Linked DNA regions of Homo sapiens: all the other regions are linked to region 3. A link is a loop called in an ENCODE intact Hi-C map of the cell type or tissue named here. Cell type or tissue: A673. All regions are shown on one strand. Each heading gives the region's core, and the rest is flanking DNA. Links, peaks and the distances in the headings are about the cores only.

What was found. Peaks named below come from ENCODE experiments on the same cell type or tissue, not always from the same donor. Only the 100,000 strongest peaks of a DNase experiment are listed, where the experiment ranks them.
Region 1: a loop joins it to region 3, with 4 times the contacts of the local background. A loop is called at or near these places in 6 of 110 quality-filtered maps.
Region 2: a loop joins it to region 3, with 5 times the contacts of the local background. A loop is called at or near these places in 3 of 110 quality-filtered maps.

The regions. Positions count from the first base shown.
Region 1 is chr6:124,848,696-124,859,636 of GRCh38, forward strand. No RefSeq gene overlaps it. Among named protein-coding and RNA genes, the nearest start is that of RNF217, 110 kb to the right of the region's middle. RefSeq lists a silencer at 7,815-8,015. In A673, for the core only: CTCF peaks have their summits at 5,828 (motif pointing left) and 6,030; no DNase peak of the experiment used is centred there.
Region 2 is chr6:124,791,441-124,802,381 of GRCh38, forward strand. All of the region lies in intron 5 of NKAIN2 (sodium/potassium transporting ATPase interacting 2), which reads left to right. Among named protein-coding and RNA genes, the nearest start is that of RNF217, 170 kb to the right of the region's middle. In A673, for the core only: CTCF peaks have their summits at 4,648 (motif pointing left), 7,893 (motif pointing left) and 8,093; a DNase peak (open chromatin) is centred at 4,631.
Region 3 is chr6:123,387,837-123,398,777 of GRCh38, forward strand. TRDN (triadin) reads right to left here. Exons shown (of 41, transcript NM_006073.4): 13 at 5,788-5,841; 14 at 686-715. Among named protein-coding and RNA genes, the nearest start is that of TRDN-AS1, 46 kb to the right of the region's middle. In A673, for the core only: a CTCF peak has its summit at 5,711 (motif pointing right); a DNase peak (open chromatin) is centred at 5,705; H3K27ac peaks cover 572 bases.

The sequences.
Region 1 (10,941 bases), core at 1,416-9,415, 1.5 Mb after region 3:
TTGAGTGCTGTTAAAAGCATTCAGTTTTAAAAGGGAAACAGAATAAAATTTTGGACAATTTGCAGCCTGACAATGTGATAGAAAAGAAAAACCCATTTTCTGGGAGAAATTCAAGCTGGTTACAGAAATTTGCATAAGTAATGAGGAGCCATATGTTAATTGCTGAGACAATGGGGAAAATGTCTCCAGGGCATGTCAGAGATCTCTGTGGCAGCCCCTCCCATCACAGGCCTGGAGGCTTAGAAGGGAAAAGTGGTTTTGTGGGCCGGGGCCAGGGATCGGCCAGGGATCCTCTGCTCCGTGCAGCCTAGGGACTTGGTTCCCTGCATCCCAGCCACTCTAGCTGTGGCTGAAAGGGCCCGAGGTACAGCTTGAGCTGTGGCTTCACAGGGTGCAAGCCCCAAGCCTTGGCAGCTTCCATGTGGTGTTGAGCCTGTGGGTGCACAGAAATTAAGAATTAAACTTTGGGAACCTCCACCTAGATTTCAGCAGATGTATGGAAAAGAATGGATGTACAGGCAGAAATTTGCTATAGGGGCAGAGACCTCATGGAGAACCCCTGCTAGGGCAATGTGGAAGGGAAATGTGGAGTTGAAACCCCCACACAGAGTCCTCACTGGGGCACTGCCTAGTGGAGCTGTGAGAAGAGGGCCACCGTCCTCCAGACCCAGAATGTCAGATCCACTGAGAGCTTGCACTTTGTGCCTGGAAAATCCTCAATCAATGCCATCTCGTGAAACCAGCTAGGAGTTGGGCCATACCCCACAAAGCCACAGGAGCAGAACTGCCCAAGGCTGTGGGTGCCCACCTTTTGCATCAGCATGACCTGGATGTGAGACATGGAGTCAAATGATATCATTTTGGAGCGTTAAGGTTTGACTGCCCCCCTGAATTTGGACTTGCATGGGGCCTTTAGCCCCCTTATTTTGGCCAATTTCTTCCTTCTGGAACAGGTGTATTTACCCAATGCCTGTACCCCCATTGTATCTAGAAAGTAACTAACTTGCTTTTGATTTTACAGGCTCATAGGCAGAAGGAACTTGCCTGTCTCAGATGAGACTTTGGACTGTGGACTTTTGAGTTAATGCTGAAATAAATTAAGACTTGAGGGACTGTTGGGAAGGCATGATCGCTTTTGAAATGTGAGGACATGACATTTGGGAGGAGCCAGGGGTGGAATGGTATGGTTTGGCTCTGTGTCTCCACCCAAATCTCATTTTTAATTGTAGCTTTCCTAATTCCCATGTGTTGTGGGAGGGACCTAGTGGGCAATAAATGAATCATAGGGGGCAGTTTCCCCCATACTGTTATCGTGGTAGTGAATAAGTCTCATGAGATCTGATGGCTTTATAAAGGGAAACTCCTTTTGCTTGGCTCTCATCCTCTTTCTTGCCTGCTGCCATGTAAGATGTGCCTTTTGCCTTCCACCATGATTGTGAGGCCTCCCCAGCCACATGGAACTGTGAATTCATTAAACCTCTTTTTTTTATTTAATAAATTACCCTGTCTCAGGTATGTCTTTAACAGCAGTGTAAGAACAGACTAATACAAGTTCCTTCCACAGTTTTCCTCATCTCAGTTAATGAAATATCCGTTTATCAGTTGCTGAAGCCAAAGCTACGGTGTCAATTTTGCCCCCTCTACTTCTCTCATGTCCCAAATGCAATCCATCAGAACATTATAATTTGGTCCTACAGGTGCTACCTTCAAAACATGTCCATAGATTGATAGCTTCTCATCATTCCCACTGCCAATACCCTGGTCCAAACTATCATTACCTCTTTCCTGGTGTATAGGATGCTGTGATGTATGACACAGATACCCCTTTATGCCTGGAAGACTAACTTCCCCTGCTCAGGGAGTACTCTACTTCTGGTAGGCAGCAACTCAGTGGCTATCCCTCTTTGGAAATTGCCTCCATTGAAAAAGCCTATTTCATCCAAGGTTACATTATCTTCCTGGGACATCCCACATCCAATGACTAGTCCACATTGGGGGATAAAGGACAAATCTTCTAACCTAGTGCAGTCTGCTTGCCATTCCAGCTTTAGCACTCCCACTAGGGTGGCTGAGAACTTTTAGGACGTTATATCTCAACCCAACTTCTCCCATCACCTGATTCTGCTTTCTTCCCTTTCCTGCCATGGGAATCAATTCCAAGATCTAACTTACACTTACATTAATCTCAGTCTCAGAGTCTACTTCCCTAGGACCCTAATTCAACATCAGGACTATTGCAGAGGTCTTCAAACAGGCCTTCCTGTTTCTACCCTTTCTCCCCTTAGTTCTCAACACAGCATCCAAAGCAAATCTCCTAAAATCTAACTTTGATTATGTCCCTTCTCTGCATAAAACTCTCCTGTGCATCAACATCTCATGACCCTCTGAGATCTGAGATCTGGACCCCTGCCATTTCTTTAACCTTTTTATCTGTCTCAGTTTTCTTCATTCTGCTTCAGTCACACTGAACAGTCACACTGCCCTCTCTGCTGTTCCTTAAATATGTTAGGCATCTTTTAACTGCTTCTTGCTGTATTGTCTGCCTAGAATGCTCTCCTGTCATGTATCTACATGGCAGTTTCTTATGCTTTCATCATGTCTTTAGTCATCTATTCAATGGAGTCTTCCTTCAACATTTTATATCTTCCTACCCTCTTAATTCTTATCTTTAGCACATACAATTCAATACTATAATTCTGCTCCTTTACCTTATCATCTATTCCTCAAACTAGAATGCAAACTCCATGAGTACAGAAATCTCTGTTTTGTTTATTACTACATTTCCAAAGCCTAGAATAGTGCCTGGCAAGCCATGACTATTCAATTAAATATTTAGTAACTAATAAATAATCAAACTCAATTGTTAGTTGGTTAAATTACAAATAAAACTAATAATGTATGTTCTAGGATATTTTCTTTCAAAGACCAAATAAGTAAATTTAACATACTTTGTAAAATGAATTAGAGGGAAGAAGAGTCAGGAAACTAGTTAAAACACTCAGCTTGTGCAAATGTGAAGCAATACAGATTTGGAACCAAGACTCTGGCAATATGATTAGAATAGAAGGGGAAAACTTTGTTTTACTATGAAAATGATGAGAAGGTATGAAACAAAAAGTCAGAAACAGGACCAAGATAACTTAGTTACCAGGGATTTTTGAGGACAAAAAAAAAAAATGTTGTTTCATTCCAACAGGCATTTAAAGTTGTAGAGCTGAAACCAAGGAAAGATGTATACTAGAGATAAGTTGAACATTGTTTACAATGGGATACAAACTGAAAGCATGAAAAAAAGATCTTTTCAGGAATCAGAATAATGAGTTAGAAAAAGGTAAGACCAACCCTTGTGATATGCTGAAATTTTTAGGAGGAAAGAAGGAAAGGACAAATGGGACATAGGTAAGGCCCATCTAGGAGGTAGGTAGAAATGGAAACACTGCAGTATCAAAGAAGTCAAGAGAATAGTTTAAGAAGGTCAAGCTCAACAGTGATAAAAGCTTTAAGTAGGTCATAAAAAATAAGGCCTAAGAAAGCTGGTTGAATTTCTCAACTGGATGTTCATAGTATTTAAATTATTAAGTCACATAAGAGGAATGTAATTCTTTCATCATATGTATTTTAATCTGAGGTCTGTTTTCTTTGCATTGCATTTAAAAATATACATAAATTTACAACATGCTAGTTTATTAACACTTTATAGGAAATAGTATGTCTTGTTACTGTACTAATGGTTTGGCAATTAATAAATTGCCCATTTTAGAGAAGATGATGCAACCTACCCCTTTGCAAAAGTCCTAAGTAAAATCTATTAAATTATTTCAGGGTTTACATCTTGATTCCTTACACAGTCTTTGTTGCAACTATTTGACACTGCCATTATAGCTTGAAAGCAGCCATAGACATTATTAGAATGATGGATGTGACTGTGTTTCAATAAAATTAATTTACAAAAACAGGCAACTGACTAGACTGAGCCCATAGGCTGCAGTTTGTCAACTCCTAAGCGACTAAAAATATGCCAGAAGTGGAAACTATGGTGCCGTGATGTTGTCTATACTGAGATAGAAGCACAATTTTTTTTGTAAATGCAGAAAACATCCTCTTTTTTGTCTCCTAAAGTCTCTGGTTGTTGCATATTTTATTTTAAATATAACCATGTACCGAAGTCTGAAAAATTAAGAGTTCAAATGAACAGGCAGAGAAAAATATATGCTGTGACCCTCAGATCAAACAGCTTTCATATATTCATTAATATATCTTAAACATCTTTATGGGTTACCAATGATGCATAAGGAGCTGTGCTGGGTACTGTAAGAAACCCAAAGATGGGTAATATTCAGTCCCTTTCATCAGGAAGTTAAGAACCCAGTAGAAAAAATAATACATTCTTACAAATATAGGATGTTAAATACACATAGAAATGTGTCACAGAAGAAAATAAAAATACGTTTTTCTAGATGAGGGAGAAATTACTCTTAGCTGGCTTGAGGAAATGTGGAAGTTTAGGAGAGAGATCACAGCCCCTTTCCTGAAGGAAATAACATTAGGTTACTATGAAAGTAACTGTGTTTTTTGCCATTGAAAGTAATAGCAAGAACCGTAATTACTTTTTGCACCTCATATATGAGACATGTCTCATAGACTTGGATAAATACAAATTTAAAAGACAATCCCAAGGGAAAGGACATAAAAAACAAAGAGTACAACATACATAAAATCCCGGTGGTAAAAAAATAAAGCTATGTGAACAAAAATGAATAATTACTTTTTATAAAAATATAAAGTAATATGCTGAATGTAGATAAGGCCAGAGAGTTAAATGGGAGCAAGACATTATTGGGACTTAAAAGGCATTGGAACAGAATGAATCCAGGTTTGGGCAGGTAGAAGCTCACACAGTGTTTTAAGCCCTACTGAAGAAAAAGAATATATATAAAATTACATATAAAAGTAAACATGTATTCAGAATGAGAAAAGAAGTTACAACAAATCAAAAAGTTTTAAAAGTAGACAAACGCTACAAAAATCACAAGATCCAGAATCGATCTTAACGCTTGGATTATGTTACTATCTGAAATACCCCATTGACTGGCTACACTCTTCGATCATATTGCCACATGACAAAGACTATAACTCAGCCGCCTTTCCTCTAGCACAGCTGACCAACATGTTTTAATGATAGTATATAAAAGTGTCTTTCGGCTTCACAAAACATTGTTGATGATGGTAAATTTTTAGGAATACTGTCAAATTTGGGAAAGTGTTTATATTGCGAGATTTCAGGGCATTTCCAATTATCTTACTCAGTGACTAATTGTAAATATTTCTTAAATTGATGAAAAATTTGTCATTAATGTCCTCATATAGTGGCATATCATTCGTTTTATGCTATCTTTCTTGAAGGAAGTAATATGTGTCAAGAATTTAAATCTTTTTCCAGTGTGTTCAGATGATTCATGCCTCATGGGTAATCAGGTTAGTAAACAATTCAGGAACCTACTCATTATTTCTATTTGTAGAGCATGTGTCTTCTTTTTGATGAACTTAAAGGGAAGCAATCTCATAAGATGAGGAAACCTGAGGTGTGGCAATATCTATGGACCACTAAAATAATACTTTGAAAAATTTTAATTATGAATTATGTATTTCTACAGTTTGGAAACCTCATTACTTATTTCAGTAATTAAAGGTACTAGTGGAAATAGTTAAATTATTTTAAATGTTCAAAAATATATAACCAAAGAACACACCATCTTAGGAGGTCATAAAATTAATAATTCCTCCTGATGAAACAATTTATTATGATACATTTCTAGTGCCATCTAGTGTTTAAAAGAGTATATATGAATTTCTCAAAGACTATAGGCAAAATAAGTAAACAATTTAGTTTTAATTTTTATCAACATACATTCTTTGATTCTACATCTCAGTGATACCATCTAAGATTTTATATTAAAAATTGACAACAAAATAATTTTAAGCCCACAGAGCTTTTAGAAATTAATTAAATTCTTATGCAATAAAAGGAATTAATTCTGTCACTATGCTGAAAAAAGACAAGTCAGGACTTCAAGCTACTATAAGACAGAGAGACTAGTTCTCATTGAAATGTCTAATCCGATAGATATTTTCAATAGAGTCTTAGGTCAAGAAGAATATTTTTGGTTAAATCAAGATGAATTTAAGCTGTGTAAGTGATATCTTTTTAAACCATTATGACTAACTTTATAGCTCTACTAAAGGCAAAAGGTTTTATTTAACAAATCAGTCAGTTTACTGTTGCTGTCACCAAATCCAGATATTTAAGTATCTCAATTTTATCAAAATAACATAGCTTCCTTGATTTTACTATTTGTATCCTATAAAAACAATATTACATTAACAAACAAAAGCTTATCTAACCATTTTTTATTGTTATGTGCAAAACCTAAAACTAGAAATTTAAAAACTTCTGCAAATTCAACATGAGAAATAGGCAACAGACTTGTTTTCTTTATCCTCCTTTTACTATTAATTCACTGACAATATAAAACAGCTGATTTAGATATCATTAAACTCATATTGCTCTTCTATTCTGAGGTTTTAGACTGAGAAACAAAGTCAAAACAAATTACAAATTCAAAAACCAAATGCATACTGCAAATATCATAAGATGAGACACAACCAAAAAAGAGAATTTTAGACCAATATCCTTGATGAATGTTGATGCAAAAATCCTCAATAAAATACTGGCAAACCAAATCTAGCAGCACATCAAAAAGCTTATCCACCACGATCAAGTGGGCTTCATCCCTGGGATACAAGGCTGGTTCAATATACGCAAATCAATAAATGTAATCCAGCATATAAACAGAACCAAAGACAAAAACCACATGATTATCTCAATAGATGCAGAAAAGGCCTTTGACAAAATTCAACAACCCTTCATGCTAAAAACTCTCAATAAATTAGGTATTGATGGGATGTATCTCAAAATAATAAGAGCTATCTATGACAAACCCACAGCCAATATCATACTGATTGGGCAAAAACTGGAAGCATTCCCTTTGAAAGCTGGCACAAGACAGGGATGCCCTCTCTCACCACTCCTATTCAACACAGTGTTGGAAGTTCTGGCCAGGGCAATTAGGCAGGAGAAGGAAATAAATGGTATTCAATTAGGAAAAGAGGAAGTCAAATTGTCCCTGTTTGCAGACGACATGATTGTATATCTAGAAAACCCCATTGTCTCAGCCCAAAATCTCCTTAAGCTGATAAGCAACTTCAGCAAAGTCTCAGGATACAAAATCAATGTGCAAAAATCACAAGCATTCTTATACACCAATAACAGACAAACAGAGAGCCAAATCATGAGTGAACTCCCATTCACAATTGCTTCAAAGAGAATAAAATACCTAGGAATCCACCTTACAAGGGACATGAAGGACCTCTTCAAGGAGAACTACAAACCACTGCTCAATGAAATTAAAGAGGATACAAAGAAATGGAAGAACATTCCATGCTCATGGATAGAAAGAATCAATATGGTGAAAATGGCCATACTGCCCACGGTAATTTATAGATTCAATGCATCCCCATCAAGCTACCAATGACTTTCTTCACGGATTTGGAAAAAACTACTTTAAAGTTCATATGGAACCAAAAAAGAGCCTGCATCGCCAAGTCAATCCTAAGCCAAAAGAACAAAGCTGGAGGCATCACGCTACCTGACTTCAAACTATACTACAAGGCTATAGTAACCAAAAATATCATAATGTTTTTATATGTTTTTAACCTAGGTTTACTTTTTAAAACTCAGAGTAACAAACCACTCCCTTCAGCTCACATAGGCATTTGTAACAACACAGCAATGCCACGCAAAGATTACTCTCACTTCACACTGATGAAATGGAATGGTCCGTTTTATACGTCATCTTGACTGGGCTAAGGAATGCCCAGACAGCTGGCAAAATACGATTTCGGGGTGTGTCTGTGAGGGTATTTCTGAAAGAGATTACCATATGAATCAGTAGATTTATTAAAGAAGATTTACCCTCATCAATGTGGGCCAGCATCATCAAATTCACTGAGTGCCCAAATAGCACAAAAAGGCAGAAGAAGGGTGAATTTGCCTTTTGCTGCAGCTGGGACATCCATCTTCTCCCATCTGGGGTACATTGATGCTCCTGTTTCTGGGGCCTTTGGGCTTGAACTGGAATTACACCACCAGCTTTCCTGGGCCTCCAGCTTACTGATGGCAGGTCCTGAGACTCCTCAGCCTCCATAGTTGTGTGAGCCCATTCTTCAAAATAAATATCTTTCTATATGTCTATACATATACTATTGACCCTGTTTCTTTGGAAAACCCTGACCACTACAATTGGTGCTTCTAAACCCAGGTGGATGCACAATGTTCAGTCCTCAGGAGACTCATCCACACAGCCACCACCTCTCAGTTGCCCTGTTTCTGCAGGGGCAATGTTAATTACACTCAGACTGGTCAGTCTAGTCCAGGCTTACAAGGGCCAGGAGCACTGTACCAGGCATCATAGGACTACATTTCTAGGACTACATTTCCAGGACTACCAGGAAGTCATGGAAGTATTTGATAAGTTCATTCATTCAAGAAGTTTTCAATCAACAGTTTGGCAGTACTGAGCTCCAGTCAACCCCAGAGGAGGAGAACAGGGGGTGCAAGGCAGGCAAGTTGTGCTTGGCTAGACAGTCCCTAATTAAAACTGCTAGCAATAGCAGCAGTAGAGATGTGTGAGTATATGTGAGGAACTGTGTATGTGAAGTGACAAGCAATGCAGCTAAGCCTCTCTAATAGCCCAATGGAGTATATTTTGCTGTGAGACCATCTTTGATCCATAAGCACACATCTTACCTCTCACGTGGCAGGCTCTCAACTACTTTGCTTTACCTGCTAGGTACTAAATAAAAATACTCTGAATGAGGTCTCCCTTTAAAAAAAAAAAAAAAAAAAAAAAAAAGCTACTGCAAATGAGAAAAATTTTCTGTATCTAGAGAGGGAGTAATTTTTACCTTGTTAGTTTCTGATTAATGCAGTTGCTGTTAAATTCCACCTGCTGATTAGAGTTGCAACGTTAAAAAAGCTCCCAGAAATAGTTCTTGAATTATTCATCTTTAACCCTAAAATGTATTCTGGTTACAACAGTGGATAGTTAAATCTGGGCTGACAATTCTTACTTATACTCAATTTGAACACTAATCCTCAAGCGGAATATAGAAACGACAAACAAGAAAGAGTCATAAATTTGACCTGTCATTGTGTTTGCTCACTATTTTTTCCTTTAAACAACACATTACAAATTGCTTCAGATGTGATATAATCTTATTACATAACAAAAAGTTTTATCATTGGAACATTTTTAAACTGAATTTTTTTATTTTTCAAAAAATAAATTTATAGGAAAGCCACATATGAATTATATATTTTATTGTAAAAATATTTTTATTTAATTCATTCATTCTATCCTTTTTTCCACATAGAATTGCAATTAAGCAGTCTCAGGCACATGAAAGCAAATTATTTTAACCATCTAAGAAGTTCCAATCACAACTACCTTCATTTGATTCTTTCCAGTATTTCACAATTTTCTCTTTACAGAAATTCTGTCTAACTAATAAGTGTTTATTTTTTATCCTTGGGTATTTCTGTTAAATACCCAAGCCAATTTCTTAGGTCCTGTATTCAAAGAAAATCAATATTAGTGCATCATTCCTTTTCATATATATATGAAAAACAAGCTTTAAGATGCCTTGTGAAGCTTTCCTCTGTAAGATAAATAATCGTTTCTTTTTTTTGGTAGGTCTTTACTCCAAACCCTCTAAGTCAAAATAGTTTATTTACTTAAAAATTCATTTGTTTGTTCTTTCATTTAATATTAAAATCTTTTCTTGATTCCGAAAAAGCTGGAAGCATTTTACAGATTTAAAGGACAATTTTTTCAGAATAAAGCACAAAGGAAAGCAAAGATGAGTAAAATGTTTAAAGAGTGTCATAAGAAAAGGAGCAAATGCCTTAAGATATGAGACAGTTAATCTTTTATTATGCAATCCTGGATAAGCCAGTTTCAGTTTTTGAATTTCTAAGAGTCCCACAATGGTGAAAATCATTAAGCCACTTACGAGAGCTTAATGCTAATCATACCACACAGATTCTCGATGTTCTCTTGCCTACACTAGCTCAGGTGACATTTTATGGACCAAGTGAGCAAGAGGAGATGAGCCAAAATGGCCTGAGGAACAAATCAGACCAGCCCAATGGGACAGTGACCCTGGCTGGGAGAGCTGGAAACAACAAAGTCACATTATGACCTGGAGAGAGAGCCTTCTCTGCAGGTTCCACTTTAAGCCGTACCCCTTCCAATCTGACCGTTCTCAGCATCTCTGCCTCCATCACACTGACCCAAGGCACTAGTTTTTACCTTTCCTGTGTCACCACAGTAGTCTCCTAACTAGCTTTCCTGCTTCTACTCTTGGCCCCATGTATTATAATAATAGATATATAGTAGATAATTGGCCCCATCTATTGGCTATCAATTATTATAATTATATATGTTTAATATATTATAATTATCTATAACATACTTAATATATTATGATTATCTATTATCCAATTATCTAGAATTAAATATATTAGATATAATATAATTGAATATATCATATTTAATATACATTAAATGATATATTTTTAATTTATATATAATCATAATATATTAAATGTATAATATATTTAATATAATAACAATAGCCAATAGATGAGGGCCAATTTTCTACTATATATCTATTATTATAATACATGGGGCCAAGAGTAGAAGCAGGAAAGCTAGTTAGGAGACTGCTGTGGTGACACAGGAAAGGTAAAAACTAGTGCCTTGGTTCAGTGTGATGGAGGCAGAGATGCTGAGAATGGTCAGATTGGAAGGGGTACAGTTT
Region 2 (10,941 bases), core at 1,597-9,596, 1.4 Mb after region 3:
CATCTCCTTTACTGCCTCCTACTTAGCCTTCCTATTCCTCAGACAAGATCCTACAACACAGCATTAGAATGGAAAATAAGCCTTTTGTGCCCATCAGACTAAAGTGTTTCTCATAACAGTATCCAGCAAACTGAAGAATGGAGAAGCACCCATTTTGAAAACATAACTTCTTTCTTTTCATTGAAAACCTTTTAAAAATCATTTCCTCTTATAAACAATTCTAGTAGGGAACAGAGATGGGAGATTGGAGATGGAAATGATTTTAAAATGTGGCTAACTTGACCATTCTCTTTTTTATGATCCCTTTATTAGGTATTGATAACTAACCAGTTTTACCCAAGACTACAAATCCCCAAAATCAACAATTTGTAATAGTTGCTAAGATTCTTATAAAAACTGACTTCAGATTAATTCAGAGAATTTGTCTTTGGGAAATCAAATGTCCATCTGTCCTTTTTGTTCCTACTATTTGACACAAATGGCTAGAACTCTAACTATGTCAAAGTCTCAACATTGAGACATATTGCTTGATCCAGAGTTTAGATCACAGTACCCTCTTACAATCCTCCCAGTGGCTCTGTTGTTCTCTGCTCTCCGAAACATGGAGGGTAGAAGGTTTCATTCCATCCCTGCCCCTAAGGATCTAAAACAGGAGAACTGGGGAAAGTACTTCTATTCTCTGAGGGTACTATCATGAATAATTGCCTATATAGTTACATTTACTCTGAGGAAAAATCAGAATTGGGAATCATCTTTCTTGGTTTCAAAAAATATTTATAATGTTGGGTTTTTGAAACAGTAAGGAAAGAGGAAGGTGAGAATATGGTGATTTGAGGGAAACATCCAAAGATAAATATCTGTTTCTTCTTCCCTTTCCAATTATACTGGAAAGGAAGAGGCAATATCAAGTGATTAATGTAGAAGAGGCACTTTTCAATCGTACTCATACATGATCTAAAATCAGAAGTATACAGTATATAATTTATTTCATATATAAAAGGAAATAATGGTCCTTTCACTAAATAAGCATTTGTAAAATATTCCTCAGTATTTCAAGTGCTGTGTCAGCCTTTGGAGATTTTAGGATGAGTCATACATAATATTTTACCTGTAGGAACTTGCCAACTAGGAGGTTAAAACAAACATATGAGCAAATAAGTATGAAACTGTGTAGTGCACGCTGTGGGTAAAGAGAAGAAAGAGATCAGGAGAAGGTTTATAGAGAACAGTTTTGAGCTTGATCTAGAAAGATGAATAGATCTTTATTGTGTAGCTGATATGGAAGTGAGGGGTGGTCCCAGGCAAAAGGTGAAAAAGCATATCACGGCCAGATTAATGTGACTGAATTTGTTTCCTGTGCTACAGGTAGACAGCTGGAGAAAATTGGAAAAACAAGTATGGGTGAGATAGTAGAAAAATGGGTATGAAGATTAAGGAGTTTGGGCTTTATATAATAAAATCACAGATGAAAGAGCAGGTAGCTTATAAAAAGAGATTAACATAATCAAAAATGTACTTTAGAAAAAATACATTAGCATCATTATAAAGAAGAGACTCAAGAGGGGGAAAGATTAGGGAAAAGAGAACTAGTTAAGACACCATGAAAGTGAGACATGAGATAATGTGAATCTGGACAAGGATCAGTATTGGAGATAGAGAGGATAGATGTGCCATGAGACATGCCGAAATGACATGATTAGTGGGCAATGGTGGGTACTGTGATAAGGGAAAAAGAGGAGACTGTTAGATTACTGGGTATCTGATGCAAGTGAATGGGTAGATGGAATTGCCACTTGCGAAGAAAAATGGGAATAAGATCACTAGTTCAGTTTGCACAGGTTGAGTTTGAGGTACCTAGCGCCTATACAAGAGAAGACATCCAGTAAGCACTTGTCTTATACAGAAAAGATTTATTCAAAGATTAGGAAAGGCAAAATATATACGGATTTTAAAATGTGTGGACCAAACAAACTATGTAAGTTCATTGAGATATTACCATTCAGTGTCTGTGTGCCAAATCCCTGATGAAGGGGAAGTCCCCAGTTGATTTTCATATGGAAGTTGGGCTTTCTCTGGGCTATGTTGTTTGATTTCATTTCACAATGATACCAGTGCATTTTTATCTTCAGACAATACTTACTGACATACCATGTCTCCTACATGCATAATCAGTATTTTAGCAGAATAGCACCTCTCAAAGGAAATCTCAGAAATGCTAGTTCCACAAGACATACTGCTCAAAAAAAAAAAAAAAAAGATTCCAAAGCCAAGTAAGTTTGACACTGAAAATTTAGAATGCACATTTATATATTAACATTTCTGAGAGTACTGCCAGAAAAAAGTATGTCCTTTTTTTTGTTTTCTAACCCACAGTTTTGTTTTAATCACATTACCTTGAGGCCAGATACAGATCAAAGAGAAAAACCAGAAAGAGTTCTAAGGCTTGATTATATCCACAGTTCCCCGGGGAGAATACCACATGCCCCACATGGGAAGGAGTGGGGTCAGCCATGAGGCAGAGAGAGAGTGGAACCTTTAGTTCAAATCCTACAAGAAGAAATGGATGAGGCAGGGTAGGAAGGCTTATTAGGATAGGTTAGCTATGTTGCAAAGTTGCGCCCCATGAAATTCATGTTCACTGTGACTATTAATGCATAGGTTTAGAGCTATCTAAAATCTCCACATGCTTTTTGGGGATGAGCCAGGGCTTACTTGGAAACAGCTAGTGGTCATTTTGTAGATGTTAAAGCATCAATTTATAGAAATTAAAAGTATGGTTAATGCAAGTCTCCCAAAATATTTGAACACAAGACTCCTGTTTTCCATCAACCCCTGCCCCTCTCCGACCTGGACACCTCCAGAAAAAAGCACTTGATATTCTGGAGAATTCTTCTAAGGGAATTCTGCCCTAAATCAAGTTTTGGCCAAAGCAATGTAAATTCAAGGCGATTCAAAGTCACCAATATCTGTTGAAAGATCAAGTTATCTCTCAATCATCTAATAAGCCTTTTTCCCCTGAAAGACTCCAAAAAATAACATATATGTTTTTATGTGTATCTTGACCACACACCACATCTGCCTTTATTAATCCAAAACACAAGCAGACTTCTCAAAGACACGTTTTATCATGTTAGTCTTATTGCTCAGTGCGCAAAATATGAACCCTTCTAAATTTTTATACACAAGTAGACTGACGCTTGCCTCAGATGTTCATGGGACTAGTAAACAGGTGGGAGGAGATGTTCATTTGGGCTCGCTGTCTGTCCAGTTGTCTTTGGTGACTTTCAGTTAGGTTCATTTACTTGTAGTCATTCACACCTAGACAGTTATGAGTATCTTTTGGTTACAATGCTTTGGGTTGATATTCTCTGTATGTAATCACTTTCCTGATGTTTATCCTCAGACGATGCCTGGACATATGACTTCCGATCCATAGAGTAAAAAAGGTTTGACATTTCTGTATCATTTTGGTAATTATATTACAAAAAATTATCCTGATCCTTAAAAAGTTGGGTGAAAGGTTAAAATAAAACCACTCTCAAGCAAACCCTGAAACATGGGAGGGATTTAATGTACATGTAAACACTGAGAGGGTCTCTATGTGCCTATTTTTGCCCACTGTGGATTTGCAATAATGCATCATTATTTGCAGTGAAACATAGTGGCAGGAGTAGGTGCTAGCTACCTGCTTGCCAAATTGGTTAAGTTTCCATTACTAAGAGCCTTATGAGGAACAGCGGACAGTTTTGGCTCTGTAGCTTGTGCTTAGAATGGCTGTGGAGATAAGGGCCCAATGATGGCAACTGGACAAAATGTTCTTTAAGTCAACATGAAGCTGATCAGTTATGTGCTCAGTTCTGATACCTCAGCTTCACAGCAACAGGTGTATCCAGGAAACTTCAGAGGAAAGAGGCAGAAACCTCCAGGAAGCAATGGAGAGGGTTTGAGCTCAATGAGCAAAGACTCAAGCCTAGACCCAATGAAATACCAATAAATCATCATTGAAACAGAGAGTTAGGCTCATGAACATCAAATGCCTGAGAACTTTTTTCCCTTATGTATCCTTTTAAGCAGTATCTCATTACTCTTCTAGGGCCCAGTTTGATTGATATTTATAGAGATACTGTTTTAGTTCCTTTGGGGTACTATAGCAACATATTATAAGTAAGGTGGCTTATAAATGACAGAAATTTATTTCTCACAGTTTTGGGGGCTGGAAAGTCCATCAAGGTACCGGCAGATATGGCTTCTAGTGAGGGCTGGTTTCCTTGCTCATAGGTGATACCTTCTTGCTGTAGCCTCACATGTGGAAAAGAGGCAAGGCAGCCTTCCGGGGCCTCTTTTAGAAGGTCACTAATCCCATTTCTGAGGGCTCCACTGTCATGACATAACCACCTCCTACAGGCCCTACCTCCTTACACCATTACATTGGTGATTATGTTTCAAAATATGAATTGGGGAGGGACACTAACATTTACATCATAGCAGACACTATATTGCAAGGGTTTCTGTTTTTTTCCATTGAAAAAAATCTGGACCTTGAAGTTTACATCTCTGACCCTTTAGTTATCTAAGCCAGAGCCACAGTTTGGCAGGCCAGCTGGTTGTGCAGACTCACAGGGTGCCACTGCCATCTGCTGTACCTACCAGGGGATGACAGCAACCCTCAGAGCAGAGATCCCAAATTAGATGTGACACTCCTTCCCCCATGAATTAGTTAGCTAGGGATGCCATAAAAACATACCACAGACATAGTGGCTTAAACAACAGAAATTTGCTCTCCAAAATCTAGGTGTTAGAAACCTCAGGTTTGGTTTATCCTGAGGCCTCTGTCTTTGCCTTGTAGACGGCACTTTCTGTTGGATTAGGGCCCTATCCTTATGACCCCATTTAACCTTCATTACCTCTTCAAAGGGCCAATTTCCAAATATAGTCAGGCATATTAGGAGTTAGGCCTTCAACATATGAATTTGAGGGGGATCACAATTCAGTCCACATCCAAATACACACACACGCACACACACTCCACGTGTGTCCTGGACACTTGAAAATATCTGTGGGGCACAGATTGAGGATAGATGCAGCTCACTGGCCCATCAGATGCCTGTGGGTAAGAGGCTTCAGGGCTGTATTGCTGCCAGGCCAGCTCCATACTCACTGCCACCAGGCAGGAATTCCCGCTCAAGATCTCCTGCTGTGGTGTGATCTGCCTCTAGATGAGTAGCTTCTCACCAGGATAAAAGCTGAGGTCCCTGCTCTAGAGGATGTGGCTTGACCTTAGAACCCTATTTGAGTGGGCCACCTTAACAACATACTTTCATATATTTGTTCATGAAAAGGCAGTGATACATCTTGGGAGAAAAGGCTTTCTCCAGGAAAGCAGGCATCTCGCTGTGCTGTCTTTGTGGCAGGGCTCTCTGCTGTCTCATCTGTCACCAGCCATGCAGAGCTTTCCTTATGGCCTCCCGTCTTCTATTCCCCTCTACTTGTTCTCTTTTACACTATTCTGTAAAGAAAGAAAATGTTTGGAGATTCCTGGTCGGGTGTGCCTTTTATTATAAATGTGGCTCTTCTGTCTCACTTCATCCTCGGTTTTTCCCCACTGCAGTTGGATGTCCACTCACAGTGATAGAATCAGGAACTGTCCTCAGTGCTTTATTAGCACTGTTCGATGTGGCAATTAAAAGGAAGCCATGCAGCCACAGAAAATATTGCTAATCCATGTTAGCAAAAAAAAAAAAAAAAAAAAAAATCATCATGACTTCTCAATTTTTATTACTTCTCAATTTTTATTATGTATTCTTGTAAATCACTGGCTTAATAGTTAAACTAAAACTAAATGTTGGTCCTCTAGCAAATGGGTTCATTTTACTAAGTAGTCATTTTCTTTGCTAAAAGAGATTCAATGTATTTGCAAATGTTGTTTAATGATGAAATCATCTGGAGAGAGACATGGAATATCATTTAAAAAATAATATCCTAAGGGACTTATTTTGAAATCAATGCAGAAAAATGAATTCAAGATGCTTAAACTTGGAGTTAGACACATGCACATTTACACCAACCAAGCACAAATGCATCAAAACCTGTCCTGAATTCCTCAAAATCAACTGGCCTTGGGATAAAAGTCACAATCAATTTATTGAATCTTTCATTTGAAAAGAAAACCACAGGAAATTATTCACTTCTCTGGGGCTAATAATTTTCTGTTATTTTTGTTTGATTTTTCTTCTAAAGCCTGCTGGCCTACACTTCTGTGTATTGAATTCCATTCTGTATGTTTTTATCATTTCTCCAGTTTGTCAGGATCATTGGATTTGAATGCAGTTCTTTGAGCACAATCGCGTACTCTCAACCATGGGGGAGGGTAGACATGGGAGCAGGGAAAACTATTTCCCCTTGAAAAAAATATTTGTTTCTTCCTGTCTATAAAGGAATGCAGAAAGCATAGACAATACAGATAAATAAAAAAAGGAAAATTAAAATAACCCCATAATTCTGAGTTCTGATACTCAGTTCAAATTTTGGTATATTATGTGCCTGCCTGCCTGCCTGCCTTCTTACCTTCCTTCCTTCCTTCCTTCCTCCCCTCTTCTTTTCTTCCTTTCTTCTTATCTATCTATTATCTATCTATCTATCTATCTATCTATCTATCTATCTATCTATCATCTAACTGCATTCCTCCCATCTGATTGTTAGGGCCATATCATACATTCTGTTTGGTAGTCTGAGCTTTCTTTCACGTTTATAAATCACTCTTCAAACATAATCTAAGAGGAGACAATTAGAAGTTCAGAAAAGGTGCCAAGTTCTTGGGTGCCAGGTTGACAGGGAGAATTGTGAGAAGAATATGTTTATTTTACTTATCTGGCATCATACTGAAGCAATCAAGTAAAATGTAACATAATCTTAGTATCTTACTAATTTATCTTCTCTTTATAACATTTGTCTTATGAATTTGATGGTGACTGACTGAAAAAATTTTGTCCATATCTGCCAGTTTCCCACTAAACCAAAACTTGGTATTTATTTTGTTATCTCTGAACAGGATCACAAAGCCTGAAGACCCAGGCTTTGCACGCCACTAATCTCTCACTATGCCTACAGAATCCTAGTGGGGCCAAGGTGAAAAAGGTGTCATCTTTCACCTTTCCTTCCCATTCCCCCCTCTGCCCAAAGCACAGAAGTTACTGCATTTATTTAATTTAATATCGATTTGTTCTGCTTATGATTTGTTTTGAACTATGAGTTGTACTGGGTTAAAAATGATGGAAACCTGCCTACTGCTCTATTTCAGCACTTTAATTTTATAGGCCCAGAAAGATTAAATGACTTGCCCAAAGCCACTAGCTCATTCATGACCTTCCGACATTCAAATACAGTACACACTGATTCACTCAGGATGGAAGAATAGTAGGAGACACCATCAAGATCCACCCCTGTCTTGTTCCCTGCTGTATCCTTAGCATCTACCAAATCCCCAACCTAGAAGAGGACTCAGGAAGTATTTGCAAAATAAATGAATGAATCAATTGGATCTCCACAAACATTCCTTGACCTTTATGGAAACTGCCAAGGAAATATGACATCTCCTCAGAATTCAATGTATTCAGAGTAAATGAATAAGTAATTTGAATAAAGCACCTGTCATTTTCTAAACAAGAGTAAGAAAGACATGCTGCCATGTATAAAACTAAGTGATCAACACCTGAGACAGATGCTACATGCGAATTTTCCTCCTGTCAATCAAATTCAAGTTCCTATTAGTGACCACAGCATTCTCCAACAGTGTTACATGTAATAATTTTCACATAATCTCCCCAGATTGGTGAGCAATGGTTTGTTTTTCAGCCTTCTATTAAATTGCTCCCTCTTGTGATCATCTAACAGAAAACACATAAGCTATATTTTTAAATTTGGATGTTCAGGTCAAAACTGAGTCTGATTCTTCAACATTCACTTCTTATTTTCTTTCTTTTCTAATAATATCGCCTCCATTATTCTATATTGCTTTTCACTCATACACATACACACACACACATACTATGTTCATCGTTAAATAAATCTGATATTTCCAAGTCAAGAATATGAGGGGAAAGAAGCTGATTCATTCTCTCTCCTCTGTTAATTAAGAACAATCAGAGCTTTGTTTCTACAACACAATATAGAGGTAACACTATTCAGATAAGCAAAGGAGGGCCTTTAACTGGGGTGTAACAAAAGAGGTATTTTTTATGCAAAGAATATTTCTGGCAGGGTAAGTTGAAGTTATCCAGCAGATGAAGAATACTGATGTTGTTTTAATAGCCTTAATAAGAAAGAAACCATGTGACTTGAAGGAGGAGAAAGTAGTGACATTTACAGAAATGAATAAACAAAAACCTTGATTTTGCTGACTCTGCTTCTTCCAGTGGTGCAGACCCCCACAGCCTACCAGCAGTGGGTGTCCTGGACTAGCTACCTCACCATCTCTCTCTACCTTCTCATGGATAATGGCATGAGAAAGAAAGCATTCAAGTAGCAGAAAAGTGGGGTGATTTTTGCAGCAGAATGTTGACATACACACTCACAAAATAAAATCACTGGGATTCTTTAGTCCCATCTCCAAACAACAAATGAGAGCAAGACAAAACGCTGGCACAGGAAAATGAAGTCTCTTTAAAAGCCCTCCAAATCAGAGACATGCTGAGAAGATGACATTCAAAGTTAGTCTCTTGACGAATGATGCTGGCCGGTGCCCACTTCCTTATGCCCGGTTCTGCTTTAGTTTTAGAAGTGGCATCTCATAGAAACAGAAGGCTGTGTTCAGAGGTCTCCTTCTTAACAGCAGGAGGGCTAAGAAACACTAGATCTCTAAGGATGGCCACCAGGTTTGCGGAATGAAAACATCTGAGCAAAGCAGCCTACACCTAGCTACTGAAAGAGAGCCTTGGAAATAAGTGAGCTGGAGGCAAACCCTCAATCCTGTGTGACATTTAAATGAGGCTGCTCTGGCAGAAGATACTCACGGAGGCCTCCGCTATGACTGGTTGGCGTTGTGTGGCAGGGAGTGAAAGAGAAACAAACTTAAAGCTCACAGGAGGTGCGGTTTGTTTAAATAATAGAAAGTAATTAGGCTGAAGACAAAAATCAGTGATGGCATTTTATAATTACGATTAATTTAAAGTTTAATTTCCTTTGGTGCTAAAATCTTACTTAAAACATTTATCGGGAAAGGAAATTAGGACGTTACTATCAAGAGGCACAGAGTGCTTCTGGGAATCCATGCCTATTATCACTTGAAAATTAGGTTAGGGCCAAAGTGGGAATTTCAATTCATTTTTGAGTATAATAAATGGTGACCAGACCTCAGAGTCAGTGGGGTTGGCAGGGGCAGGCAGTGTAACATTTGCATTTGCTTGTTTGTTTGTTTGTTTATAGGATTAATTGCAAATGTTTTCAGCAAAGAGTGTAGTTTATACATTAACAATCCTGCTACAAAATGAAAATTGGATATGGATTGCTGCCTTTGTAACTAATGAAGCTGATGTTGAATTCCCAAATGTGGCACTGCAAAGGGAAGCACACAGTCACACATCCATACACCTTCACCACTGAATTAAACGGAACAGGGGACAGTATTTCTGTTGGCTCCAAACCCGTCACCCCGACTGTCCTATCCAAGGCCCCAACTTTTTCATCATTCTGTTTTCCCATTCATGCCTCAGTTTCCAATTGCCATTTTCAGCAGCTAATCTTTCTGGAAACTCACTTAGTAAAATCAATGCATAATAGTAACAAGCAGATGGAAATAACTCCTTTACACTAATTTTTTTCATTCATTATGCCTTTGTGGATTTGCTCATTTTAAATATTATATTGCTAACATTCATATGTGAACTAATCCCAGAAATATGGAATTGTGTATAATCATAAAGTTATGAACAATATTAGTGGTCACCTACTGTAATCCCCCAATTTTACAGTTAAGGAAAGGGACACTCAAATTGACTTGCTCAAAGTTAAACAATCATTTAGAGGCAGAACTGGGAGCAGAACATCGCTGTCAAGATTCGAAGTATACTTTCCATGTCACTTCACTGTGATACCTGAGAGAGATTCTTGTAACAAATAATTATTGAGCAACTACTGGGTGGTAGGCTATTTATTGTCACTAGGGATAAAGCAGGGAACCAAACAGGTACCATCTTTGCCTTTATGGCGCCTACAATCCAGTGCACAATTTACGAGAGAAAGAGAAATTACAGTAAATCTTGATGAAAGTTCAGACAAGGAAAGGGGATGGAGGTGCCATGGGAATGATTCCAAGAAGAACTCATGCAGTTTAGAAGAGGGAAAGAAATTCTTCCCCGAAGACATGATGATTCAGCTGAAACCTAAGGGATAAATTAGAGGACTATGTAGAACTTAACAAAGACAGGCACGCCTTTTTTAAAAGGTACTACTTTTCGGATCCATATTGACCAAAGGTACACCGTAAGTCACACAGGAATGATCTTAAGTTCTTTTAATGAACTCGATATAGGAAATCTAGTTTCAGCTTTCCCAAATACCAATAAAAATGTTAGAGTAACCATGGGACATTCTCTTTCCTGAAATTGCTACTGTTGTTCTAAGAAGATGATTAATTTAGGCTCAGGAGTTTTGTGATTTTCATTTCTGGAGGCTGTAAAATGATACAAAGATTATGTTAGCAAAGATTACAAGGTAAAGAATATTTCTCTAATAGGTAATTACAGCACGCATGTTTTATTTTTTTATTTCCCTAAATATGCATATGTTAATGTACCCAAAACCCTAATTAAAACTCCTGCATTTAAATGGGCTGTTGATTCTAAATATATTCTGGATGTCAGCTGAGAAGACATACCCAATCATGTCTAACGAGCTCACCTATAGCTTGTAATAACTGCTCCTTCCAATTTCATCTGAAAGACATGT
Region 3 (10,941 bases), core at 903-8,902:
AATTCTGGAGGACTAAATGTCAGGGGAAAAAGAAAAAAATGGGGTTGAAGCTGATACCAATATTTCAGTCTTGCTGCCTACAAGGAGTGTTTTATATGTTTTTTAGCTGGTCATGGACACTGGATCTCTTGAATCTACAAAAGCACAGCTCATCCCAAGCTCCTCCAATATTGCATATTGATTATGGACAATGTTTCAAAAGGAGAAAAAATGAAAAGCGGTATATAAGCCAGAAAAAATAGAACAAAAAAATCCGAGAGGCAGAGCAATGGGAGAAAAAAAAAAACAGATAAAAAGCTTAAAGCTGTGAAATTGAAACTTGACTACTGTTTTATATACCCCAAAGGCTTAGAAGACTTTGATTTGAATGCCGATGAGAATGAGTCTGTATTTTACATAGTTCTGAAATTTGATAAAACTGTCAACAGAGTAGGAGCCCTAGGATTTTGAGAAGCTATGTTTTATTCCTTATATCTTGAGAAAGACTAGATTAAAATTACTTTCAAAAAGTAGCTCACCCTTCTGTGTGAGGTGAAGTAGAAAAAGCACATTCATGCAAAATGTATGCACATAATAGATCCAGTTATCCAAGGGGAATATAGACAGAATAGCAGTCAAAACCCAACTCAGGATATTGGTAAATTGTACTCACAAAAGGCTCAGTGGGATTTTGCATAAAACATACCTTCCTTCTTTTCATCCTTCTTAGCTGCTGCTGAAGTAATGAAAATAGCGTTAAGGCATATGAAATGACCATTCCTCAGAATACTCCCCAGAATATGAGAATGTATTCCACATATTCATAAATTCAGTGGTCACCTATACACTAATCAATTCATCCAAATCTATGATAGGAGTGTAAGCAGAAAATATTACTTCATATAAAGATATTTGTAAACTCAGAAATAAGCATTAGCAAAAGAAGAAAAAAATATATGGAGTTACGTAGACAAGAAGTCAAATTTATATGTATATGCTTAGTGTAAATTCATTTTAGATTTTAAATTTTATATCTGAGGAAACCACAATCTCTTCTAGAAGGTCGTAAAATATAGGCTGTGACTGGATTAATCAAAAAAAGTGGAAGTGATATTCCAAAAATTATCTATGCTTAGCTACTGAGGAATTATATACTAGTCTGCAGTCTACATTTGCACTTATAATAACCATGTATAAAATGCCCAATTTCAGGAAGGGAAAATAAATATCCTACCCTCCTTTTAGCAAACTTATGCCTTCTTTTACATAGAGAAAAAGGTACAGAACACTTTAATCACCTTTGAATTCTGGCTTCCTCTGTGCTGATATTTATCCAATTCTGGACCATGAATCTAAATCTGGATCCACGTTGTTGCTTATGGGTATTACCAGAAATATTTGGGAGAGGTGCTCAACAGGCTTAGAATTGCTCCAAGCAATATGACCCCTGGTTCTGTGTAATGTTTATCCAGGAGCCAAAATCATTCAGGGGTATCTTAGGCCACATTAGTTGAATTTGAGATTGTGCATATTCCAGTATGGTAATCTCACCTCAGCGGGATAGAATGTTGGGGATCACTTAGAAACAACACTTAGAAAACACTTAGAAACAACTGCTATGGACATTTGCTCTGTGCTACAATTGCCAAAGCTCTTTCAGGTACATCCTCTTATTGGGTCTTCATCCTGACCTTGTTATAAAAGGCAGCCCAGAGCAGAAAATGAAGCCTCTGAAACATTAAAATAATTTGCAGAGTATAAGCAGCAGAATTGGCTCTAAAAATCAGGAATAAAAGACAGGAAGAAAATGTATTTTAATTTACCACAGGTTATTTTTCTCTATTTTCTAAATGTTATTGACGTGCTATTACTTTTGTAGTAGAAAAGTGAATTTACAAATAAGTTAATTCTACTTTGGGACATTTGTTTCTTTTTGATGTGGTTTTAACTAATAATACACAAAATGTATAGCAGATTTATATTTACAATGTTTTTAAGTTAAGAAATTGTTTATTCCAATGATATAATAAGGATAAAAACAAAGATAACACCGAAAATGAATTAAATGATATGGACATGGCCTGATGAATTTCAAAGCCATGAGGTTTAATTTTAGTAAGTCTCTGAGTTTGACTCAACAGACTTTGTTGTTGATTCTTTACATTGAAAATAAGAATTTCCTTCAAAAAATTTTACAATTTTCAAAATCATCCAATCATGATTTGGATGGATGGGTATGGGGAACTCTCTAAAGAAAGACAAAATGAAACAACATAAAATTACCCCCTCGAAGGAGCTCTGGTCAATGAATTGCTCTGAACGCTAAACTTCATCAATTTAACCATAAACACACATCTAAAGGGCAACCTGACAAAGGCCTTGACCAACGCCAAAAAGAGGGCTCAGAATGTGAATACATTTAGCAAAACTGTAGTTTCTTACAAATTCTACAGACAAGAAAGCCTCTGAAACTTAAATTCCTTCAAGATTAGTAAAATCTTGTTAAATTACAACAAATTTTTGGATTTCTAAAATAATACATGAAAAACAATCTGTACATATGCATATAGAGATGCAAGCATGCATGTATGCACATGTATCTTCTTTTTTCCCATTCTTATATATTTGATAGTTTCAGTTTCCAGTTTTCAGCGACAATGGAGATAGTTGAATGAAGGAATTTGACCTATTCCATCATAACTGATTCTGGTTTCTGTTGTTGCCCTGGATCCCTTGAAGGTGCATGGCTTTTATTTATTGCCAACTGGAAAGCCATGTTATCTACCAAGCTGGATTCCAGGCCCACAAGCTAATCAAAGCCAGGGTCTCGGGATTCAATTGTTTCTAGAACGGTTTTGTAGCTTGTGTTCCACGTGTCCTACTTCTGGTCCTCAAATTCAGCTTGCCTGGTTCTAATCTACTTAACTCTGTTATGGGATTGGATGACTCCTGAATTTACTGAGTAGACATGGTTCTCAATAACTGGGTTTTTGGTTTTCACATTGTAAAAAGACTGGAATGGCTAACATTCTAGTTTTGTTGATGTTGTTCTCTTTCTGTGTTCTTCCTATAGTATCCAGGAGATTCTTAATGTTTGCTTCAGGAATCCAGAAGAAAAAAGCCAGTGGAAATACACTAACACAGAGTGCACATACCCCATCTTTTAAGCCGAGTTCCATTACGGCATGTGTTCTCTCTTTGGCATTTTAATATCACTAGGTGTCTACCTCATCATTGCACCTAACTGATTAAAAAAATAATTCCCCATCTCTCTCCTTCCTTTCCAATTTGGGTCTATATCAATTTCTTCCAACAATTTTTTATGTAATACCTGTGAACTAGATTGATCCCCCATCTAAATTCTAATTGGCTCCAAAAAAATTATTGTCCAATTATTTTACTTTTGCTCAACATTCATCCACTGAAGAATGAATCATCTTTTCCCTTCAGCTAGTTTTTTCCCTTCAGCTAGTTTCTTCCCCTGAAACTTAATATTTTTAACAATTACCATCTCCTAATTACCCAGTTTCCAAAGCTCAGTATCATTTTTATTCTTTCCTTTGTTTCTTTTGATATACTCTATCAGATATTAGTTCTTCAAAATGTTAATGACATTTGTGCTTTTTTTCTTATGTCATTGCCACCATCCTAGTTGAGGTTATTGTCTCATGTCTTAATAGAAACAAAAGCCATTCCTTATATCTACCTAAATTTCTTAGATCTCCAAATTGGAATTTCCTGTAGTAGTGAGATATTTATTTTGTTGCCTCCTCAGTGTCTCAAAACTTTGTTAAAATAATTTCCTTAAATTATTTTAAAATTCCAAAGAATATATGCTAAATCTTAATAATAGTTATAAATAAATATGAACATATATACATACATATGTATGGAAAGCCAGATTTTTAATATGTCCTTTGTTGTAAAAGTTAAAAATAAATAAATGAACAGATCTAATCTAGCCTTTTACCATGCCACAAAGATCATGATCAATTTTGTCACTTTATACTTCAAAAAATCAGTCTACTATAGGATTATTGCCAATTTTAAGTTTTGTCTCCACGTGAAGTACTTGCAAATATTAATTATTTATATGCATAATTTAATTATATGCCTATGGCATTAAAATAAACATATCTAAGAAAGATCTATGGAGGATTTGCAAAGACGCGAATGATATGCAGTTCTGCTTTGATGTGTCCCTGCATTGGTGTGTCATTTTTATTTTAGTAAACGCATACACAGAATACCTCACTCTTGCCTTGTTCACTGTGCTTCATCAATCTTTTCATCCAATTTCCTTCCAAGGATAATTCTAACAAGACTTTGAAACTCTTGGTTACTATTTCCTCAAAAATAAATATTTTATTCCAAAATGATAAGCTCTAAGGTTGACTTGTCCAATGTAGTTTAAATCTTGAATGGTTAAATGTAGTTTAAAGAGCCCATGGCCTCAAGCTCAAATATGAATCAAATTTTCAGATATCTCTTCATTTTCCTCCTCATGAATGCCTCTAACATGAGGCTGAAGTAACTAACACAAAATTCTTGCCTCAAGTCGTAGTTCCACATCTACACTATGGTCCTCAGAAGTCTCAGTCAAACAGAATGAGCCTAAGGTGATTGTGGTTTTCTATGAAAACATATATACACTAATAGCAATGATTTCTTAAACTGGTAGTCATTGGCTTGAGGAACTCACCCTGACCTGCATTTTCATGTATTAAAAAACCAAAGGTAATAATATTTGTCCTGCCTTTCTATCGTTCATAATATTTACTATATTCCCTATCAGAACTTTCCTAAAGAAAAACAAGTTTTTCAATGTGAAAACTAAAAACTGGTATCATAGCTTTTAATCATTCTAGCTTATTTTGCTCACAGACAACATCCTCGAGTCAAATGGCATTTAACAAACCCATGTTACCAATATTTTCGGGGGTGATTCTGCATGTTGCTGGGTCCAAGATTAAATACAAGAGAAAAATTTTGCTCAGATGTAATACATTCGGTCATACATCATGTGATGTGCTAAGAAGTCTGCTATGAGAGCCTTCTACCCCTGAAAATTGTACCACCACCTATGTGCATCTCCTTTATTGCTTGATATTATATAATCTAGCATAGAAGAGATGATAAAGATCTTCTCCAGTAAACATTGTATCTTTTATTTTCTAAGTGTGTTCCATAAAGTTTTGCCACATAACAAAGGCAGAACACTTGAACCCTTCCCTCATGCTTTCATCAAATTAATCCTCATGGTGTGAGACGAAACCACTTTAGTTATCCTGAAGATATTTGTAAATGGTGAAATTAATTTTCTTAGATGGCTCATAAAAATAGGATAATTATTTTGTAGCCATATCTGGAACCCCATTTTTACAGTTTTGATGTTTATGAAGTAATATTGCTTTAATAACATTCTGATCTTCTCATGTAACATAAATTACAAGGTATACTGAAAATTATAGAAAAGTGTACATTATTTTATATCTGTATTTGTATTTCTTTATGCACATCAATGGATTATTTTTAAAAATATACATAAAGCTCAAATACTGAAACTTGGAGCCAAGACTAGTTCTTGGGTCCTTCAGCAGTTCCTCTGCAAATTTGGCATTACTCTCAGTCATGCTTGCTCCAATTACTAAATAAATACTTGAACTGTGTATTTTCATTCAACAATATTTTTTTTGCAATATCCCAGCAGATGGTGCTATTCTGCAATAAACAGCTTTTGCTTTTGTCAATAAAGTGCTATAGATGTTTAAAAAAAGGCAATGCTTTTTAAAGTGTTTTATTGCTTACCTTGTGCTGCAATTTTTACAGTCCCTTGTTTGGTTTCAGAAGCTTTTCCCGGCTCTTGGAATGAAAAAAACATAAATTACCATGAAGTATGATTTTGGAAAAATATATAAATAAAAAAGGGACAGGGGAGCACAAACACAAACGAGCATAAAAAGTGTTGCTTTTGACACGAAGAATTTTTGTTAAGACATAAACTTATTAGAGGAATTGCTGAGAATGGAGCTTACTGAAAGAAAAACATGACTGAAGCAATTTAAATCATAAGATAAAGATTCCAAACACTGTTTTGCCTCACTGTTAACTGGCCATGGAATATCACTTTGCATTTGTTGAGCATCTGAATTTGAAAATCTCAGAATTCTATTTAAATTATGTCTGTATTATCAGCCCTTTGAAATCGATGGCACATGTAGAACCAAATAAGATGACTTACTGAAGGTCCCTTAGTGACTAATGTGAGAATAAAGCCTGAAACAACCAATCCCAAGTTCAAGCCTTTGACTCTAAAATGCCCTTCCCTAAACTGCAGTGGCACCAATCACTATTAGTGTGGCCCTGGGCAAAATATATCCGAGAGAATGAGCAAGCTTCATTATGAATCTTTCTTCCCTCTTGTTCTAAGTTTTTTTTGCTATGTTTTTCTCCTTTGTTCAGAATTTTTCCTTTAAAGAAAAAGGATTTATTAAAAAAAAACTTATATGATAAACATTTAAATATACTTAATCAGAATGGGAAATAATGGGTAAATAAAAATTTCAAAAAATAACGGCTCACTTCACATTTGACTTAGTATGGTTTCTGATTGTCTTTACTGTTTTCAATTATTGAATTATTATTTAATAATGGAAAGTAAGATTGGGTCATTTGTTTTAGATATTCACTTTCATTCATTCATCCATCACATGTTTAGCAATAATTATGTGTGGACACGAAGTTAGGTGGATATGTAGTAGTTGATTCACATATATATTCAATCTTTCATTTAATTATTGTCAAATGTTGATTATAACTTGTTTAATGTTGATTTGATTTCTAATTCATGCTTTACCTCTTGTTGGTAAGATAATTATTCATTTATATATAAACATGATTATAAAAATGCTAATTTTATTTGTTGTTACATAAAATAAATATTACTTGATTCATAAATAATTCTAATTACTATAGCTATTTATTCAGAGAAAATATCTTTTGCCAAAACTGAATTCAGTCTACCCTTGATATTTACATAATTAATTTTTTTTCTGGAGGAAAACTGCATGCATGCTAGTACCATCTTTGTCAAACCTAGACTAAATGGTCTCAATTAGTAATTATATATAACTGACATTTAGTAGACAAGTATTAAATAATTGTTGACTAAAACAAATGGAAGAAAAGAAGAAAATAATATGCCCAAAAATTTCAACAAATGAGCACCATTCTGCTCAGATGTTTTACTTCTTGGAGATCTCAAAATATTAGAAAATTATACTGCAATTTGTAATTAAATTTTAAAGAAAAAGATTTTAAAATATCAGTATGTAAAGTACCTTAGAATTTGTAGAAATATTTGCAAAAATTTGCAGCCAATTTTCCTCTTATCTTCTCCTTTTTCTTTATATCCTCTTAAATCACTGATCCTAAACAACCTCATCACACCTAAGATTCTATTAGAGCACGGAGGTCACACACACCTGCAAATTATGTAGTGCTTTTCCTAGGGCCTTATCACTTCTCCCACAGACTGTTTGGTTTCTCTGTCAGCTGCTTTCTCCCTCAGCGGTCAGGTTCAGAAACATGCCCCTGAGTGCTGAGTTTTCCCATTTGAGTGTCCCAACAGGCTGGTCATCTCTCAATGGGGTTTACCTCTTTAATAACCTTAGCCTGTCCTGGGTTGGGCTGTGTGCACATAGATTGGGCATGTTTTAGGGTTCCTTATCTATGGGCTCTTCTTTCTACTAAGACTTAGTTCCCTCCCTAAGCCTTCCCTGCCCCTCATTGTCCCGCGTCCAACACATGCCAAAGAAAACAGTCCACAAATGCACACTGATGCATTGAAGATACTGTTTCCAGGTAAAAGTGTATTTTAAAGAGGTCATTCTACAATGTCTACCTGCAAAAGAAAGATTTCAATGGAGGAAAATCTCGGGATCATAGCAGTATCATGTTTGTCCCTCATAACTCCATCTATTCCTTCTCTGATTTTAAGCTTTAAAGTTCATTTATGAGGTTGGTGCAAATGCAATTGCAGTTGCACGAACCTCAATTGCGTTTTCACCCGTCTAAAATATTAGTTCACAAACTACTACATGATCTACATCTCAATAGAAATTAACAGTTTAAAACCAAATGCCTTTTCAGTAAGTCTGCCAGCTTGCATCCAACCAACAAAAATATCATCCTTGAAACTATTGAGGACACATGCAAAGAAGATCAGATTTGACATCTGCTCTTGCACAGCATTTCCATTTTCAAAATTGCATGACATTAGGGGAGGAATCGACCCTGAGTCCATACATGTACAACACAAGAAGGCTGCACCAAATATTGTACTACTGAAAACACATTAATCCAGACAGACAAATTTTCATTATAAATAATTTTTCTGTCTCCTTTTGATTTCTGCCAACTACAAAAGAAACTACATTTTTGTTAGGGAAAATTCTAAACCTATACAAAAATAAAAAAGACAGGATAATGAGCCCACCGTTTCCAACACCTACTACAGTATTTCATCTGTACTGCCTCCACTACACATATTCTAATGAAAATTTCATCATATCAAATGATTTTATCTTGTCATAGTTTTGTTTATAGCTGTGTTTTTGGAAATAAAGTACAATGACTTAAATAAAAAACAGATGACCATAACAATATTCAACTAAAGATTATAGTAATTCTGAAATTGATAAATAGTATTTTGGACTTTTAAATCAGAGACAGGATGGACCTAGATTAAAATGTCAGCATAATTCACTTGGGGGTGTTTTTTCAGGAAATTATCAGAGAAGTTAGTATTTGTAGATCCCTGAAACATGCGGTATTTATATAAACAAATTGTCATGAATCAGATGAGCCAAATGTTTCAATGTCTTCTGATTCCACAGATATGGAACAACCTGATTTACAAAACTGAAAAGATATCATTAGTCTGCAAACATTTTGTTAAAGAGCCAATTTTTGCACAGAGATTTAAATATTAGTTTAATACGATTAACTTTTCATTTCTAGGACACTGTTTATATTTTGACTTCATTTAATGTAAAGTGCAAATCCATTACATTTTCAAAAATAGGTTTCACATAACTTTAGTGGCAAATGGACTGCTACACTGTCAGCAGCCAGAATTGGTCTTTGGCTAATGGACAGCAGGTAAAGAATAATAGTATTGCTGAGAAACCTACCCACATCTTACATGTTTTTGAGCATTCTCCCATCTCTGAAAAAAAAAACAGTGTATTTATTATGTTTTAATTTTAGAATAAGTTGGTAGAGATCAATTATTACTTCAAAAGAGACAATAAACAATGTTATTCAAATACCTGAATAACATGTAAGTCTCTTACTTATAGTAACAACAAAATAAATAAGAAAGACTCCCCCCATCTGCAGTGAAGTGGCTGGCCATTAGAGAGAGGAACTGACAGGGGCAGGAGAATGAGTAGCAGCAGATGGTAAAGCAGGTAGTGGGCTCCTACCACACAGACTTTATCCTGGTTATTGACAATACCCAGCCCACTGACCTCCACAGTACAGATTTCCATTTCAATGTGAAATCATATAATTATTTACTCGTACAACTTCCCTTCCTACTACCCTATAAATTCTCTGAGATCACTGATTGATTGTCACTTATTCAACTTTATAACTCCAGACCCAACAAACTGCTGGAAAAATTGTCTCTATGAAACAGTAAGAAATGGCACAGAATATCTAACTATAAAAATGAAAAAAAATCCAATTGACTGCTTTGAAATGGAACATTAAGCTCAGGGATCTATTTCACTTTTAAGATGACGCAAAATCTCTTTTTCTCTTTGATCACTGATTATGTGTTATTCAGAAAGTGTATTAACTCTAAATTTTAGAACTAGATTTTTAGTAGAATATATGGTAACCCACATTGCAATTGGGAATTTTGTAAAATTAACTAATTTAGACAAATTTGCAAATTTTTAATTAATTTGCATGGATTTTGTTAAAAGAATAGGAGGAGAAACAAACAACAAAAAATGAAAATATTGGAATTCTACTTAAGAGCATGTTTGAGATAAACATTTTTTCAGGATTCAAATTATGAATCAAATTTATTTTATTAATCTTCCAAAGAAATGAAAACAGCTTTAAAGCTGTCTCTTGCTACTTCATCAATATTACAAGGAACTTAGACTGTTCTTATTTTCTTTTATTTCTTTTTGAAATGGTGTCTCACTCCGTCGCCCAGGCTGGCGTGCAGTGGCACGATCTTGGCTCACTGCAACCTCCGCCTCCGGAGTTCAGGCAATTCTCCTGCCTCAGCCTCCTGAGTAGCCGGGATTACAGGCGTCCGCCACTGCGCCCAGCTAATTTTTTTCTATTTTCAGTAAAGTCAGGGTTTCACCATGTTGGTCAGGCTGGTCTCGAACTGCTGACCTCGTGATTCACCTGCCTCGGCCTCCCAAAGTGCTAGGATTACAGGTGTGAGCCACCGTGCCTGGCCGACCGTTCTTATTTTCTTAGGTAAGAAAACTAAATATAGAAAAGTTGAATGGCTTTTCCACAGATCAGGAGTTAAATTCATGTTTATTAATTCAGCAGCTAAAATTTGACCCAGCATTATAAAACCTTGACCCCTCAAAATATATACATCCTTTATTTTTTGCATAAGATAGTGGAAACTAATGACAAATTATCTTGCAGTCCAAAGAGCTGCTAAATCAAATTCTAAGTTATTGTTTTCTATTCTTATAAAATCCAGTATTATTTTTAGATATAGATAGTACCAAAATAGAGAAAGGTTAACATTTAAGCTAAAAGTTGCTACATACTTGAAAGCTCTAGGCTAAGCCTCTTGTACTTATAACTCCAGGAAAGCATATTTCATGGGCATTGCTTCATTTCAGTATGATAATTACCCTATTGAGATGAAATTAATCATGAAGCAGCCTTTGGCCATCCTGTGTGACCAAGGGG